Linked DNA regions of Homo sapiens: region 2 is linked to region 1. A link is a loop called in an ENCODE intact Hi-C map of the cell type or tissue named here. Cell type or tissue: B cell. All regions are shown on one strand.

The links. Hi-C counts contacts between places; a loop is a spot of excess contacts. Peaks named below come from ENCODE experiments on the same cell type or tissue, not always from the same donor. Only the 100,000 strongest peaks of a DNase experiment are listed, where the experiment ranks them.
Region 2: it touches region 1 in a loop (4-fold over the local background); 1 of 110 quality-filtered maps calls a loop at or near these places.

The regions. Positions count from the first base shown.
Region 1 is chr10:90,045,950-90,049,949 of GRCh38, reverse strand. No RefSeq gene overlaps it. Among named protein-coding and RNA genes, the nearest start is that of LINC01375, 91 kb to the right of the region's middle. RefSeq lists an enhancer at 2,304-2,453. In B cell, no CTCF peak of the experiment used is centred here; a DNase peak (open chromatin) is centred at 2,489; H3K4me3 peaks cover 505 bases; H3K27ac peaks cover 1,048 bases; H3K27me3 peaks cover 280 bases.
Region 2 is chr10:89,882,267-89,886,266 of GRCh38, reverse strand. The region is part of intron 1 of LINC01374 (long intergenic non-protein coding RNA 1374); the gene reads right to left. Among named protein-coding and RNA genes, the nearest start is that of LINC01374, 30 kb to the right of the region's middle. In B cell, a CTCF peak has its summit at 1,998; no DNase peak of the experiment used is centred here.

The DNA of each region.
Region 1 (4,000 bases):
TACAAGACACTATACAAGATGAGATACTGTACAAGATGAACATCACCAGGACATATAGCCACCAAGGTCAACAATAAAGAAAAAATCTTAAAGGCAGCTAGAGAAAAAGGTTAGATGATGTACAAAGGGAACTCCTTCAGCCTAACAGCAGGCTTCTCAGCAGAAAGCTTACAAGCCAGGAGAAACTGGAGACCTATTTTCAGCATTATATGATTATTATTATCATCATCATCATCATCATTATCATTATTTTTGAGACTTGGTTTTACTCTGTTGCCTCAGATGGAATAGAGTGGAACGATCACATCTCTCTGCAGCCTCAACCTCCCAGTATCAAGTGAACCTCCCACCTCAGCCTCCTGAGCAGCTGGGACAACAGCCACATGCCACCACACGCAGCTAATTTTTATTATTACTTGTAGAGACAAGGTCTCACTATATTGCCCAGGGTGGTCTTGAACTCCTGGAGGCTCAAGCAATCCTCCCACCTCAAGCTGCCAAAGTATTGGGATTGGAAGGATGAGCCACTGAACTCAGCAATTTTCAGCATTCTTAAAGAAAAGATAATTCCAAGCAAGAATTTCTATCTTGCCAACTAAGCTCCATAAGCAAAGGAGAAAAAAGATTTTTTTTTCTGACAAGCAAGCACTAAGGGGACTTGTTACCACTAGACTAGCCTTACAAGAGATTCTTAAGTGAATTCTAAACATGAAAATGAAAGAACAGTATCTGCTACCACAAAATCACACTTAAGTACATAGCTCACAGACCCTATAAAGCAACTAGACAATGAAGACTATAAAGCATCCAACTAACAACTTCACAAGAGGATCAAAGCCTCACATATCAATGTTAACCTTGAATTTAAATGATCTAAATGCCCCACTTAAAAGGTATAGAGCTGAAAGTTGGGTAAAAAAATAAGACCCTTCTAGATGGGTCTCTTGAAGAAACCCATCTCACACATAACAACACCCATCGGATCAAAGTAAAGTGTTGGAGAAAAACAAATCACACAAATATTTAGAAAACAAAATAGAGCAAAAGTTTCTGTTTTTATATCAGAAATAACAGACTTTAAACCAACAACAGCAAAAAATGACAAAGAAGGGCATTACATAACAACAAAGGGTTCAATTCAAGTTAAGTCAAGAAGAGTTAACTACTTTAAATATATATACCCAACATTGGAACACCAGATTCTTAAAGCAACTACTTCTAGACCTACAGAAAGACTTAGACACCAAGAAAATAATAGTGCAGAACTTCAACCCCTCACTGATGCTCTTAGACAGATCAATTGAGGCAGACAACTAACAAAGAACTTCTGGACCTAAATTTGACACTTGACCATTGGATCTAATAAACATCTACAGAATGTTTCACCCATTAAACACATTTGTCTCAATAGTACACAGAACATACTCTAAAACTGACCACATGCTCAACCATAAAGCAAGTCTCAATAAATTTAAAAAAAGTGAAATCATACCAACCATATTCTCAGAATACAGTGGAATAAATATTAAAATCAATATCAAGAAGATCCCTCAAAACCACAAAATTACATAGGAATTTAACAAATTGCTCATAAATCACTTTTGGATAAACAATGAAATTAAGTCAGACATCAAATTATTCTTTGAAACAAATGAAAACAGAGGCAAAACATATCAAAATCTCTGGGATGCAGCAAAAGCAGTGTTAAGAGGAAAGTTTATAGGGCTAACACACCAACCTCAAAAAATTAGAAAAATTTCAAATTAATGATTTAACATCACGCCTAGAGTAACTAGAAAACACAAGAACAAATTGACCCCAAAGCTAGCACACACACACACACAAAATAACTAAAATCAGAGCAGAACTGAATGAAATTCAGATCCAAAAATCCATACAAAGAATTGACAAAACCCAAGTTAATTCCTGAAAAGGATAAACAAGGCTGATAGACTTCCAGCTAGATTAATAAAAGAGAAAAAGAGAGAAGGTCCAAATAAGCACAATCAAAAATGACAAAGGTGACATTACAACTAATACCACAAAAATACAAAAGATCCTCAGAGACTATTATGAACACATCTGTGCACACAAACTAGAAAATCTAGAGGAAATGGATAAATTTCTGGAAACACACATCTCAAGATTGAATCAGGAAGAAATTGAAACCTTGAAGCAACTGATATTAAGTTCTGAAGTTTAATCATTAATAAAAAACCTACAAACACAAAAAAGCCTCAAACAAAATGGACTCACAGCCGAATTCTACCACGTGTACAAAGAAGAACTGATACCAATTCAAGTGAAACTATTCTAAAAAATTGAGGAAGAGAGACTCTTCACTATCTCATTCAATGAAGCCAACATCACCCTGATACCAAAACCTGGAAAAGACACAACAACAAAAAAAAGAAAACTACAGGCCAATACCTCTGGTGAACATAGACAAAAATATCCTCTACACAATACTAGCAAACTGAATCCTGCAGCACATAAAAAAGTTAATTCACCACAATTAAGTAGGCTTCATGCCTGGTATGCAAGTTTGGTTCAACATACACAAATCAATAAATGTGACTCACCACAAAAGCAGAATTGAAACCCGAAACCATATCATCATCTTAACAGACACAGAAAAAGCCTCCAATAAAATCCAGCATCCCTTCATGACAAGAACTGTCAACAAAATAGGCATCAAAGGAACATATCTCAAAATAGTAAGAGTCATCTATGACAAACCCACAGCCAACATTATATTGAAGGGGCAAAAGCTGGAAGCATTCCCCTTGAGAACTGTTAACAAGACAAGTATATCTCTTCTTACCACTCCTGTTCAACATAGTACTGGAAGTCCTTGCCAGAGCAATTAACTGAAAGAAATGAAGAGCATTCTAATAGAAAAAGAAGCCAAGCTACCTCTTTTCACTGATGATATGACTTTATACCTAGAAAACCATAAAGACTAAGCCAAAGGGCTCCTGGAACTGACAGACAACTTCAGTAAAGTTTCAGGATACAAAATCAATGTACAAAACTGAGTAGCATTTCTGTACACCAATAATGCTCAAGCTGAGAGTATAATCAAGAATGCAATGCAATTTACAATAGCCACAGACAAAATGTAAAATGCCTAGGAATGTATCTAACCAAGGAGGTGAAAGATTTCTGCAAGGAGAAAAACAAAACACTGCAAACATATCATAGATGGAAAACACCGAAAAAAATCATAGTGACACGAACAAATGGAAAACTAGTCCAGGCTCATGAAATGGAAGACTCAATATTATTAAAATGGCCATACTGGCCAAAGCAATCTAGAGATTCAACACTATTTCTATCAAACTACAAATTTCAGTTTTCACAGAGTTAGAAAAACATCCTAAAATTTATATGGAATAAAAAGAAAGAGCCAAAATAGCAAAAGCAATCCAAGCAAAAACAACAAAACTGGAGGCATCACATTACTTAAGTTCAAACTATACTATAAGGCTATACAGTAACCAAAATAACACAATAGTGGTACAAAAACAAACCCACAGACCAACGGAAAATAACAAAGAACCCTGAAATAAAGCTGCATTTATACAGCCATCTGATCTTCAACAAAGTTGACAAAAATAAACAATGGGGAAAAGATTCCCTATTCAATAAATTGTACAGTGATAGCTGGCTAACCATATGCAGAAGAATAAAACTGGACCCCTACCTTTCACCATATACAAAAATAAGATGAATTAAAGATTTAAATGTAAGACCTCAAATCATAAGAATCCTAGAAGAAAATCTAGTAAACACTATTCTGGACATTGGTCTCAGGAAAAAATTTATGACTAAGTCCTCAAAAGCCATTGCAACAAAATCAAAATTGAAAGTGTGACCTAATTAAACTAAAGAGCTTCTGCATAACAGAAGAAATTATCAATATAGTAAACAGACAACCTACAGAATGGGAGAAAATATTTGCAAACTATGCACCCAACAAAAGTCTAATATCCAGAAT
Region 2 (4,000 bases), 160 kb after region 1:
TGGCTTTGGCTTAGTAACAAAGCCATGTTTATAGATGTCTCTGGAAAAAAAGAAACCCACACACCATCAAATAATATTAGAGTGTCATGGTCCTTATGGCCAGATTAAGACTACTTCCAGGTGTCTCCCTTCCTCAGTAAGCTTCCTGTTTCCCACCAAACCAAAACCAGAACATATTGCTGACCAAAACACAAACGGTTTATATCCAGCCTGTTCTTCCTGAACAGTATCCAACTTTATTTGGAAGCAGAAATTGCCTATTCTCTGGAGATGAGTTGTGATTAGCCAAATCAATTCTGTTCCTCACTTTCCCAGTCTCCTTGCAACTAAATATGGCCCGGTGATATAATCCTTGTCTAGAAAATATATGTGAAGGTGGCCTGATAAAGGATCTTACATGTCCTGCTCCTTCCCCATTTTTCCTGATGGCTGGACCTATAGCAGCCATCTCGTAGCCGTGAGGCAACCAACAGGAGAATGAAGGTGTACACGCGAAGAATAACAGTTCAGAATGATAGAAAGTAACTGGGTCCCTGATGGGAGAGTTGAGAAGATGAGCCTACAACAGTAACCACCTACCCCTGGAATGCCAATAATGTAAAAACAAAAATCTTAATAAATTATTGGTGTAAGCTACTGCTGGCGTTTCTAACTGCTATAACCTCCTTTTCCCAGGAAAATCCTAGAACCTTTGTCTGTGACACTATTCTTCCATTTACTCTGATAAAAATAAAAGAACAAAAACATCTTGTTGTCCATATTCTTACACCATTAAAACAACATGCACAGGGTTAGGATTTTCATCAGTTTGACAATTTACTAAAGTGTTTAATTTACTTCTGTGCCAGAAAAATCTTGTAGCTGCATCCAAACTGATTATTTATAACGTGAGATGTTATTTGAATGACAGTGTATTTTATTTTCCAATTACATTTTGTTTAAGAGGTAAAATATCCATTTATAAAACTACTGCTGCTATAAAATGGTTTTACTATTAAAATCTAGATCCCTTAATTTATTCATATAGAATCCATTATAGTATACAATTTGGATGGACTGGGGTCATAATAAGAAGTCTCTTTTAATATCAGAAACAAACAATAACAGAAGCAGATTTAATCTGTCAGCCTTAATCTTAAACTCCAGATAAATTCTGCTTTACCTATCTCAAACAAGTGAAACAAGAGTGATTAGAAGTTAATAAAATCAGTATGTAGTATAAAATAGATGCTAAATAAAGTTAATGAGTCAAGATAATATAATTCTGACTACACAGGATACTAGTTTATAGTATCTGAAGTTTCAGCAAACAAGTTGAATCCCAGCTGAGTTCCAACCTAACTATATGTACTTAATGTTCTTTAACATATAAGTTCAGGTATCCAAAATAGATAAATGAGAGCTAAAATAATAAACACTGTATAATTATTTCATACTCTTCCAAGGTTTTCATAAAATCTTTAATTGAATCCATCACAAAATTATTAATATATAAACTGGTCAATTCAAGTATCTAGTTTCACTATATCTTTTCATTACAGTAACCAGTTGCTAGATTGAAGTGTTTCCCACATAAGATGTTTCTTATGTAGAATGACTTGATAGGAGCTATAAAGAAAGGTTATGTAACATAATGGGCAGTGCACATACTTCAGAGACAAAATAGAGTTCATTCTTTGCAATTGATCACTGTGCATCCTTGGGCTAGTCACTTAATTTTACTGAGCTTCAGTTTCCTCCAAGGTTGAATCGAGATCATACCTACCTTTAAAGATTGTTGTGAAAATCATTTTATAAATAAGTATCCTGTCAAACTACAAGCCGGTGAAACCCTAATTTTATGATGCTAAAAATTAGTTGGTTCTGAATCACTTAATGCCTATATGAAATACCTGCAGTATAGATTATATGCTTGTAGCAATTCAAGTCCTAATAGAAAAAACCAAAGAGGCATCTTGATACCTTAGAAACATCTGGATAGACACAGATGAGAATTGTAAAGCACCAGAATGTCCTGAGACCTCTGAGGTGACAGAATCAAATCCCTTCCCCTTGTAAGAGAAGAAAAGCTTCCTCCTCCTTGGAGGGAGATCTTATAAAAATGTCATCAGATATTTGTCCTTCCCAATATTCACCCTCTTTTCCCCTCAACATAAACCCCTAATGCTACTACATACTGGCAGGATTTAGAGGAAAATGTGGGAGATAGAGCTGAGGGATGTTGGACAAGGAAGATAGAATATAAGTTTGGATAGAAGCAAGTGTATTAACATAGGAGTACTTTTCTATGATTCAAGGCTTAATATCATACAAAGCCTTTGTAACTGGTCATAATACGCTGCTGGGATAGGCTTGACATGGCAATGTCCTAGAATAAAATATATGGGGATGCTGAAACTGTGTTACTGTATTTTGAGGAAATGGTCAAAAGGCTTATGGAAGTGGAAGTGTTACAATATATTTATGAGAGCCTAAGAACCCCCCCACATGATTCTGTTCTCCAGAAGGATCCAGAGGACATTAAAGAATGCATTATTTATTTTCAGATATGGGAACAGCAGCATAAAACTATAATCCCTACAAGTGAATTGCGCCCTACAACTGATCCAGCTTATTGCTAGAAGCAGTTTCCAGGTTACAGCACAGGGAAGAGTACCCAAATAGAGCCCAGGAGTCTCCTTGAATTGAACAAATAGAAACTAAACTTTAGGGAAATTAAGACAACTAAAATGTGTAGGACAAAATACTGAAGAGGTAAGAGCTTCACAGAGGGAGACCTCTGGACTTCCACAGAGTGATCCCTTTGAGTCTTTGGCTGAGTACTGATCAGTACCTTTTTGTGGTGACACCTCACAAGGCTAGAGAAAGAAACACCGGACAGAAGTAGGATGAATAATTCCTGGAAACTACAGCAAGAGTGGAGAGATATCACCACCCCATCAGCCAGACTGAAGAGACCTTGTAATACATTGAGCACTGGGAAGCCTTGTGAGAAGAGTATTACCTTAGCAGTGACTCTAAGTTAGCCCTGACTGAAGCTTGTCTGGACCCACCCTAACAGAGCTTACAAACAAACCACTAAAGAGTTAAACTGATCCTAAGTAAATTGACTGAACGAAGCCTGATACTCTTTAAAGAAATACAATAAAATTTAATACCTAACAATATGAAATTTACAGTGTTCAGTGACCAACACACAAGGCATGTAAAGAAGCAGGAAACATGACCCATAACAATAAGAAAAATCAACCAATAGAAAACACTCAGAAATGGCAGAATTTAGTAATAGGATAGTAAAACAGCTATTATAAACATGTTCCATATAATCAGAAATATAAAGGAAAACATGAATATGGTCAAAGAGATACAAAGAATTGTATTCAAGTTACAAGATAAAGTCATCTTTTCTCTTCCAAGCCTCATGGTAACCTCAAATCTAAAAACAGACAATGGATACACAAAAAAATAAAAAGCAAGACATTAAAACATACCACCAGAAAAAAATGACCTTCACTAAAAGGAAGATAGGAAGGAAGGAAAAATGAAGAGAAGACAACAAAACAACCAGAAAACAACAAAATGCAGGAGTAAGTCCTTACTCATCAACAGTAACATTGAATGTAAATGGTCTAAACTCTCAAAACAAAAGACACAGACTGGCTGAATGAATCAAAAAGAAAAAAAAGACCCAATGAACCCAGTGACTTTTTGCCTACAAAAAACAGACTTCACCTGTAAAGACACACATGGACTGAAATTAAGGGGGATGGGAAAAGATAGTCCATGCAAATGGAAAACAAACAAACAAAAAAAAAAAACAAGAGTAATTATACTTATATTATATTAGACTACATAGCTTTCAATAGAAAAACTATAAAAACAGACAAAGAAGGTCATATAGTGAAAAAGCAGTCAATTCAGCAAGAGGACATAACAATTTTAAATATATATGCACCCAACAAAGGAGCACCCAGACATATAAAGGAAATATTATTAGAGC